Regions from separate parts of the Homo sapiens genome. Here all the other regions are linked to region 1. A link is a contact called in ENCODE Hi-C or POLR2A ChIA-PET data. All regions are on one chromosome and are shown on one strand. Each heading gives the region's core, a stretch centred on a gene start or an enhancer-like site at or near the end of the contact. The rest is flanking DNA. Distances are from core to core; before and after follow the strand shown.

The links. Hi-C counts contacts between places; a loop is a spot of excess contacts on that map. ChIA-PET counts read pairs that join two places held with the same protein, here RNA polymerase II (POLR2A). Pooled maps may share reads with other maps.
Region 2: a map of transverse colon shows a loop between it and region 1 (22-fold over the local background). The contact joins two enhancer-like sites. A Hi-C loop is called at or near these places in 2 of 168 maps with a recorded cell type or tissue (PC-3 and transverse colon) and 2 of 50 pooled maps. POLR2A ChIA-PET finds 5 or more read pairs at or near these places in 4 of 52 experiments (BJ, PC-3, activated B cell and 1 more).
Region 3: a map of posterior vena cava shows a loop between it and region 1 (2.9-fold over the local background). The contact joins two enhancer-like sites. A Hi-C loop is called at or near these places in 4 of 168 maps with a recorded cell type or tissue (MCF 10A, PC-9, aorta and 1 more) and 4 of 50 pooled maps. POLR2A ChIA-PET finds 5 or more read pairs at or near these places in 5 of 52 experiments (AG04450, Caco-2, MCF 10A and 2 more).

What each region holds. Positions count from the first base shown.
Region 1 is chr3:188,623,230-188,625,929 of GRCh38, forward strand. All of the region lies in intron 7 of LPP (LIM domain containing preferred translocation partner in lipoma), which reads left to right. All of the region lies in intron 2 of LOC124906316 (a long non-coding RNA gene), which reads right to left. Among named protein-coding and RNA genes, the nearest start is that of LPP-AS1, 56 kb to the left of the region's middle. Within about 2 kb of position 1,287, at least 10 of the 41 ENCODE cell types and tissues checked have a DNase peak (open chromatin) inside an H3K27ac peak, as active enhancers do.
Region 2 is chr3:188,577,342-188,580,041 of GRCh38, forward strand. The region is part of intron 6 of LPP (LIM domain containing preferred translocation partner in lipoma); the gene reads left to right. Among named protein-coding and RNA genes, the nearest start is that of LPP-AS1, 10 kb to the left of the region's middle. Within about 2 kb of position 1,415, at least 14 of the 41 ENCODE cell types and tissues checked have a DNase peak (open chromatin) inside an H3K27ac peak, as active enhancers do.
Region 3 is chr3:188,681,943-188,684,642 of GRCh38, forward strand. All of the region lies in intron 7 of LPP (LIM domain containing preferred translocation partner in lipoma), which reads left to right. Among named protein-coding and RNA genes, the nearest start is that of MIR28, 5.5 kb to the right of the region's middle. Within about 2 kb of position 1,274, at least 9 of the 41 ENCODE cell types and tissues checked have a DNase peak (open chromatin) inside an H3K27ac peak, as active enhancers do.

The DNA.
Region 1 (2,700 bases), core at 37-2,536:
ATATAGCCTCAAAAAGTCTATGAAGATACTTTTTTTTTTTTTTTTTGAAAGAGAGCGTCACTCTATCTCCCAGGCTAGGGTGCAGTGGCACAATCTCAGCTCACTTCAACCTCCGCCTCCCAGGTTCAGGTGATTCTCCCGCCTCAGCCTCCAGAGTAGGTGGGATTACAAGCATGCGCCACCATAATCAGCTAATTTTTGTATTTTTAATAGAGACAGGGTTTCACTATGTTGGCCAGGCAGGTCTCGAACTCCTAACCTCAAGTGGCCCACCCGCCTTGGCCCCCCAAAGTCCTGGGATTACAGGCATGAGCCACCGTGCCCGGCTGAAGATACTATAAACATCTTGATTTTTTACTGAGTCAGAAACTGAGAAAGGGAAAAAATTATTTGCTGAAGACTGCATGCCTCAAGTTTATACCCATTATACTACACTGCCTGCTTGCGAAAGTATGTTTTAAAAAATTGTCACTGCTGTGCAGCAACTCAAATTGTCACTGCTGTGCAGCAACTCAACTTTAAGTCTTAAACCTAGTTATCTTTTATCTTGAGCAGGACATATATGTTAAGCTGCTGAGGATGCTCCTTAACATGAGGCCATTGGGCGGGTGTGTGCCAGACAATCCTCCTAGTTGTTTCTCTAATACAGAGCTTCAGGTCGTCTCTTCCTTTTTCATCTTCTAGCCTGCCCTGGCCAAGTACCTATGAATCAACCGGCAAGGCGAGGGGTGTATTTGGTGGGCTATAGAGTGGAATTAAGCAGAATATCAAAAATTTTAGCCAATAACATTGAACCTCAAAGAGGAAAGTACTGCTGAGTTCTGATAGATGCAAGACAAGCTAAAGACCTCCTTAGCTCCATTGTTCTGCATCAGCACAATATGTCCTAGTGAGAAGGAAAGACATAGCAAAACTAAAAATGACCTGTTTTTCAAGAGCAATGTCTTTTCACCCAAACTTGTGAACTGCTTGCCAAAAGTCAGGACTAACATTGTTTTGTACATTTGCATTAAAAGAAATTATATCACCGTTGAAGAGCTGATCAGAGAAAGGGTATAGGAAAAAGGAAATGTTAAAATAAGCTGTAAAATCCAGCCCATTTATATCTGGAGTTTAGAGGCAGTCTAACAAAATGAATGTTCCATTTACTAATCACATTTGCCATTTATTCAAAACAAACACGGCTTGAGAGAGGATTAAATAAACATCCAAAAACTGTCGTTCTTGAAACCTTTGGATAGAACATTGAGTTGCATTCCTGCAGGAGAAATGCCAAGTGAGTGAGCCTAGTCCAAGTTTGTTTAGAAAGCCATATTTGGGAGAACCATGGAAGTGCGAACCTGATCATGTGAAAAGCCCAGGACTGTTCAGCCTTCTGTGGCAGTTCTGTGAGTTCTAGTACCAGACTATTAATAGGGAGTCAAGTAGAAATATCCTTCCTTCCCCTCCCTCCCTCCTTCCCTTCCCTTCCTTCCTTTTCCCTTTCCCTTTCCCTTTCCCTTTCCCTTTCCCTTCCCTTCCCTTCTCCTTCTCCTTCTCCTTCCTTCCTTTTCCTTCCTTCCTTCCTTCCTTCCTTCCTTCTCTCTCTTTCTCTCTTCTTTGGTGTGCTGAGAATAATCTGCAGACAGTGACTCTACAGATAAGATTGCAAATATTTTCCCTTCCTTCATTCCTTCCTTCTTTCCTCCCTTCCTTCCTTCTTTCCTTCTTCCTTTTTTTTCTTTTTTAACCACATGATTTCTATTTCCTTTAGCAAGATGTTATCATGTGAGGGAAGTCTTAGGTTTCTATATCCCTTTATTCTTAGTGTTAGCATTTCTTATTAAAGACAGATGTCTAGTTTTCTATTTTAAGGGTTATCTAATTTCAGTCATAAAAATGTCCTATAAATTAAGACATAACTTTGTCAATACTCTTCTAGAACATAATAGCTACCCCAAAATATTTGTTCAATGATGGGAAATTCATTGATATTTAGACCTTCAGAGATGAAATAAATATGTTGCCTTTGCTTTTCAAAGATGCCATCTTGCCCATTCATAAGAAAACTAAGACCCACAGAATGACTACCCAAGGCCTCACAGTATAATTAGGACTTTAACAAAAATCCATAAAACCTCTGGTATTGGGATATTTAAGATAATACATTGATATATACTTTATCACTGTCTTTGATAAAATAACAGTAAAACCATTTTAATGGGACACATTTTTATAACCATTGTGAATTTGGTCCTCAAAAAAGAACTCACTGAGATGATGAGATAATGCATATTCATCCTCTTTTACAGATGATGAAACATTTCGGAGAAGGCAAGTCAGTTTTCCAATTTTTCATACTATATAGATCATTGAATCTTTGTCCCTTATATACAGAATCAACAATATGAAATATGTGGAACTTGAAATCATAGTTTCCAACTTTTCTGCCTATAGAATGCCCATTTCCAGTTGCTTAACATTTAGATTGATAAACATGAAATTCATTAAACAGGAAACTGAATAAGAGACCTGGACTAATATTTAGGTATTACTTAGTATTCCATCCAAGAAGTGTCTGCAGACAGTGACTCCATAGATGATAAGGTTGCACATATTTCAGAAGCCAAATAAATGTTGTGATTAAATGATTCAAGTCTGTTAACCATTTGGTAGTTATGATGTAAATGGCTGTTAAATGGAAAGCATTTGTAAAAATGT
Region 2 (2,700 bases), core at 165-2,664, 46 kb before region 1:
ACAAATCTATATGTTATCTGAATTGTGAATATATTTTCATACATATAGAAGTACATGTGTGTATTTCTTGAAATCTAATGGTCAATATACACTAACCAGTTATTTCTGGGATTTTGGGAACAGGCTTCTTTCTATACTTCTCTACTTATCTTTAAATTTTCTCTAATGAGCCTACTTTGCTTTTGTTTTACATACAGTAATTAATATATTTATAAATGTATGTATACTATATATTTTAATAAATTTATATAAGTATATGTATGTATATACATATGTTTTGCAAGTAAAAAAACTTTAGTAATAAATATCTACAAAGGCAAATTAAAAACTATTACATTTTTTCTCCCTCCCTTCCTTTCTACTGTTTCCCTCCTCTCCTCTCTTTGGTTTCCTTCCTTCCTTTGTTCCTTCGTTCCTTCGTTCCTTCCTTCCTTCCTTCTGTCCTTCCCTTCCCTCCCTCCCTCCTTCCTCCCCTCCCCTCCCCTTCCTTCTTCTTTCTTGCCCTTTCTCTCTCTCTCTTTTCCTCTCCCCCTTCTGTCTTCCTCTCCCCACCTCCATCTCCCTCTCTCTCTCCTCCCTCCCTGCCGCCTTCCTTCTTTCCAGAAAGTCACTAACCAGAATCTTTCACAGAATAAACTGTGAAACCTAGATCTTAAATGTACTACAGTAGAAAAAGAGATGAGATTTTTGAAAGATGATGGCTTGTCCTTGTCTCTGTACTTGAATCTATCTCAAAACAAAGATATAACTATTGTTTTTAATAATAATTTCAATATAGAGTGACCATCCTTGCCTACTACCCTGAAGAGAGAGAGCATTTACACATAAGACTGGTGGTTGCAGTAAACCCCTTTCAAGTGGAGTGGCCACTATGGTCCTTCCTCTTCCCTTCCTTCCTTTCATTCCCTTGCCCTTTCCCCACTTTCCTTCTCTTCCTTTCCTTTTTTCTTTTAAGGTTCATAAAATCTTGATTGGCCTCCTTCCTAGCAGCCAGGAGTTTGGGTCCCTAATAGCTAAAGCTTATATACTTTATTTTCTTCTTTCTCCAGATGGCTGTGGCTATGAATTTTACTCCCCATCCCAGGACTACCCCTGCTATACTGACACTAATTTTCATTTTATAATACTGTCTTCATCAGTCCATGCTATGCTACTAGTTTTAGTTATTATAATATTAACTTAATCCACAATGAAGGCGACAGGTTTTTTTGTGTGTCTTACTTTTTAAAGGGGAAATATTATCTCTCACTTTAAGGAAACTAACTTTAGCAACTCATTCCCTCACTTTTTTTTTTCTTTCAACTTGATTTGTTCAACTAAGGAGACCACATTTAGTACTTGCTAGCTGAGACTTCTGTTCTACAATTCTGAGTTAGTTCCTCATCCGTCCGACCCTCTCTCCCCGTGGTGCACTGAGTCACAATGTGATCACCAGCTGCATGTGCTGCTATTACACACAACACATTGGCTAGCAGAGGAGCCAGGATTCAGCCTTGGAAGTACTTTCAGGCAAAGGTGAAGACCCTTTCCCCACTCTAAGCATCTTTCAGTAGTTTAGTGTAGCTGATATTAATGTTATAAATGGTCATTCCTAATCCTGTCTCAGTTCCAGCCCAGATGGAGTTTTGATTTTAGAAAATCATTCAGTGAAATGTATTTCCTGTGCCTGGTAGTCATTGATCACTTACCAAAAAAAAAGGGGGTAGTGGGAGACTAAAAATAAACTTATGATAATTCACATACACTTAACCTTTACTGACTAATACCAAAAAGGGAATGAAGCAGGCTCTGCTGACCAGCACTTGCAGATGGATTCCAGGAACGTGGCTAGAGCTGCCAAAGCCATCGCTGAATCCTGCCAAAAGCATCCCAGGGGATTTTACTAAGGGTGGGGAGAGCAGGGAACATGGAGGTGTGTGTGTGAATTTGTTTTAAAACTCTCTTACTCAACACTGAGCAGTGGGAAGAACACTGGGAAAAAAGGTCGGAAAGTGACATTCTAGACTGGGTTCCACCCAATCTCTATGACACTGGAAAAGTAATGTGTCCTCTTTGGAACTTCAGGTATCATGTGAACAATAAGGGTGTCATATTAAGGTCTTAACATGTTGAAATGTTAAAAACATTCTGTAATTACTTAAATTATTTCAAAACAGAAAGATCATACATGTTCATCATGTTTCTGTGTTAACTGGACAAAACTACACTAAAATTAAAGAGCAATAAAAGCAATCGTGTTAAAATTTTATTTTTAAATATAGTACTTCTAGTAACTGAATATCTAACTTTATTAACAATTCTAAATCTCGCTTTTTTTTTTTTTTAAACCCCAGTGAGGCTGGGCACCGTGGCTCACACCTGTAATCTGAGCTCTTTGGGATGCTGAGGCGGTATGATCCCATGAGCACAGGAGTTTGAGACCAGCCTGGGCAACATAGTCAGATCCTGTCTCTACAAAAAGTTTTTTAAATAGCCAGGATTAGCCAGGCATGATGGCATGCACTTGTTGTGTCAGCCACTCTCATTGGGGGTTGGGGGGGTTGGGGGTGGGCTGAGGTAGGAGGCTTGCTTGAGCCCAGGAGGTAGGAGGTCAAGGCTACAGTGAGCCATGACTGTATCACTGCACTCCAGCCTGAGCGACAGAGCAAGACCCTGCCTCTAATTAAATAAGCAAATACACACACACAACACACATATATA
Region 3 (2,700 bases), core at 24-2,523, 59 kb after region 1:
CTGTATCCCCAGCACCTTGAACAGCACCTTTCAAGGAGGAAGAACCTAATTCATGTTTGTTAGAAGAATGAATGACAATATTGTCTTATTTGATCTTCACCATAATCCCGTGAAGTGAATACCGTATTCATACTGTATCCTCGTTTTTTTGCAGATGGCAAAACTGAGGCCTTGAGACCTGCTCAGGTTTGCATAGCTAGTTTTTGGCCATGGCAAGATTTGAATTCAGGTTTTTCTATTTCCTTATTCTCTCCTTTTTGTCTTCTGGGAATTTGCTATATTAATAGCAAAGCAAGAAATGTCACACAAAGAAAAATTGTTTCCAATTTTAAATTCATGATGCATATGCAAGAAATTACTGACTTTTCAATCCAATGGTAACACAGATTGTGTGATTTTTAGGAGGAAGAGCCTTTCTTTTCCATCTCTTGCGTTTATTAGCATATGTGTCAGTGCACACACATCTACACCGTGCAGCTCTCACCTTGTACTTTTCCAGTCTGAATTCGTTTTGTAGGCTGTCCCTGCCCTGACTATCCCAGGTGCCTATCAGGGCTGTGTCTTGGTCAGGCTAAGGCCAAGCAACAGGCACCAGCATTTGTTATGGTTACCTTGGCAAGTGAATGGGGTTTGAGGGAAGCTGGAGAGCAGGCATTTCAGGAGTAGAACTAGGCCAGTCTGTTTTTGTAAAAAGTTGATATTCACCCTAATTGTAGCTCATGTTGGCAAGCGGAGTAAACACCCATGCAAATTACTAAGTTGTACTGAATGTCCAAGGATGTCAATAATCATCTTGAAATCCAAATAAATATATTTTTTACTGAAACGGAAGCCAGGCACCACATGCAGTTTCTCTCTGTCACTGGAGACAGATTTGGCACATATGCATGAGACAGAGAAGGGCAACTCTTCAGGCCCTAATGCACACAGGAAACTAGGGATGTGTATATCATACTTGGCAGCAAAATAGAGGTGGGGCAGCCATCACTTTCTGTTCTCAAGCACCTCTCTTTTTTCCTATATTTTAAAACAGGATGACCACAAAGAAGAATAAGGTATACAGTAGCATAGGATCCTAAATTAAAGCATGAGGGAAAGCTAGCATTAGTTTTTCATCTAAAGTCCATTTGGGTAGGAATGAGTCAGTGCAAAACTGTACAAAGGTGATCTTAAGTCACATGTTATGTTACCGACTCTGTGGCAATGGCTGTGAGTAGTCCAGGAACTCTCCAAGGCCTATTTTTAAATTCACTTAGACCAAGCATAATGAGGTAAAGGGATGTCTATACACATTCTCAAGTTTAGTTCTCTGACCGTGAGTCAGACTGTGGGCCATGGACCTGGGCGTCTCAGTGGTAGCAGGACTCATTTTTTCCCCTTTTCTTTCTCATAAATGACTTAGGAGACACATTGGAGAACCCTATGTGCTCCTTTTACTGGAATTATCTTTTAAGGAAGTACTGATTTCACCTCCTGTACATGGTTTGCTGAGATGGCCTATTGGGGTTTCCCACCAGTCCACAACTGGAAGTTTCTATTTGCACATTTTGACTGCTAGTTCTATATTTAGTCAAAAGCCTGCCTTTTGCCTGGTTTCTTAGGGAAATAGTCTGTAGGAGTTGCTGTGTCCATTTGCCTTGTTCACTTGGGTATTTATTTGACTGTATACCCTGATTATTTCCTAAATTAACAAAAAGGCACAGGGCCCCAAATGAAGGAAGACCCCTTGTAATTTGTTAAAAAATAAGTTTATGAAAATGTGTCGTCAGGAAATCAGAGTTGTGTTGCGGGGTGGGGAGCATGATATACATTTGTGTTTGTATGTTTCTAATTGTCTACAGATTTATGGCCTACTGTAACAAAGCCATTGTAAGTGTACAGTGGGAGGGTCAAGAAACCTTATTCTATGGATTCAAACACATTATGCATACAATTTACACGTAGGCACAAAAATATCCCTTCAAAGACCCTCCAATAAGCTATGGTATAGTTGAGGAAACACTAGACTTGAAGTCGGGAAACCGGAGTGTTGTCATTTTAATCTCAGGCTATATCTTTACATGAACAAGAGAACTTTGTGTTATTTTTCATATTCGAACTCTTTGTGCTGAAGATTCTGCAGTCAAACTGCAAGACACATACGCATTGGCTGATCAGAAATGACATAACCATTCTTACTGCACTGAGTTGATATTCAGTCAATAAACAGTCTAATCTCGGTTAAATGTTTGCATATTTTTAGACTTTTAAAAATTTGAAATCAGCCTCTCAAGTTCCATTAGACAGTTTTATCACGGACACATCAAGTTCCATGTACAACAGGCTGAGAACCATTAAGCTACAAAATTTCTAAAATTTTCTCCAGGTTCTCAGTTGCTAAATTCTCTCTTGAACATTTTTGGGGATAAAAAACTGGCAGAGAAAAAGAAGAAAGTACACCTTTTTACATTATGAAACACCTATGTTCACCTTATCCATGGAGTTATGCCAGTGACCTAATGCCTATTAAGTTCTTCCATGTTCCAAAGGTCTTTCTGTACTTGAAAACTCATAGGTGAGTCAGGTCCTTCACTGATAGCTTATAGCTAAAAACCACTTGGGAGAGGGGCTGTCCAGGTCTTATGTCAAAACTTTGTCCCATACGCTGTTAGTGTTAGAAATGGAGCCGTCAGCAAATAGAATCTGTTGTTTCATTTAATT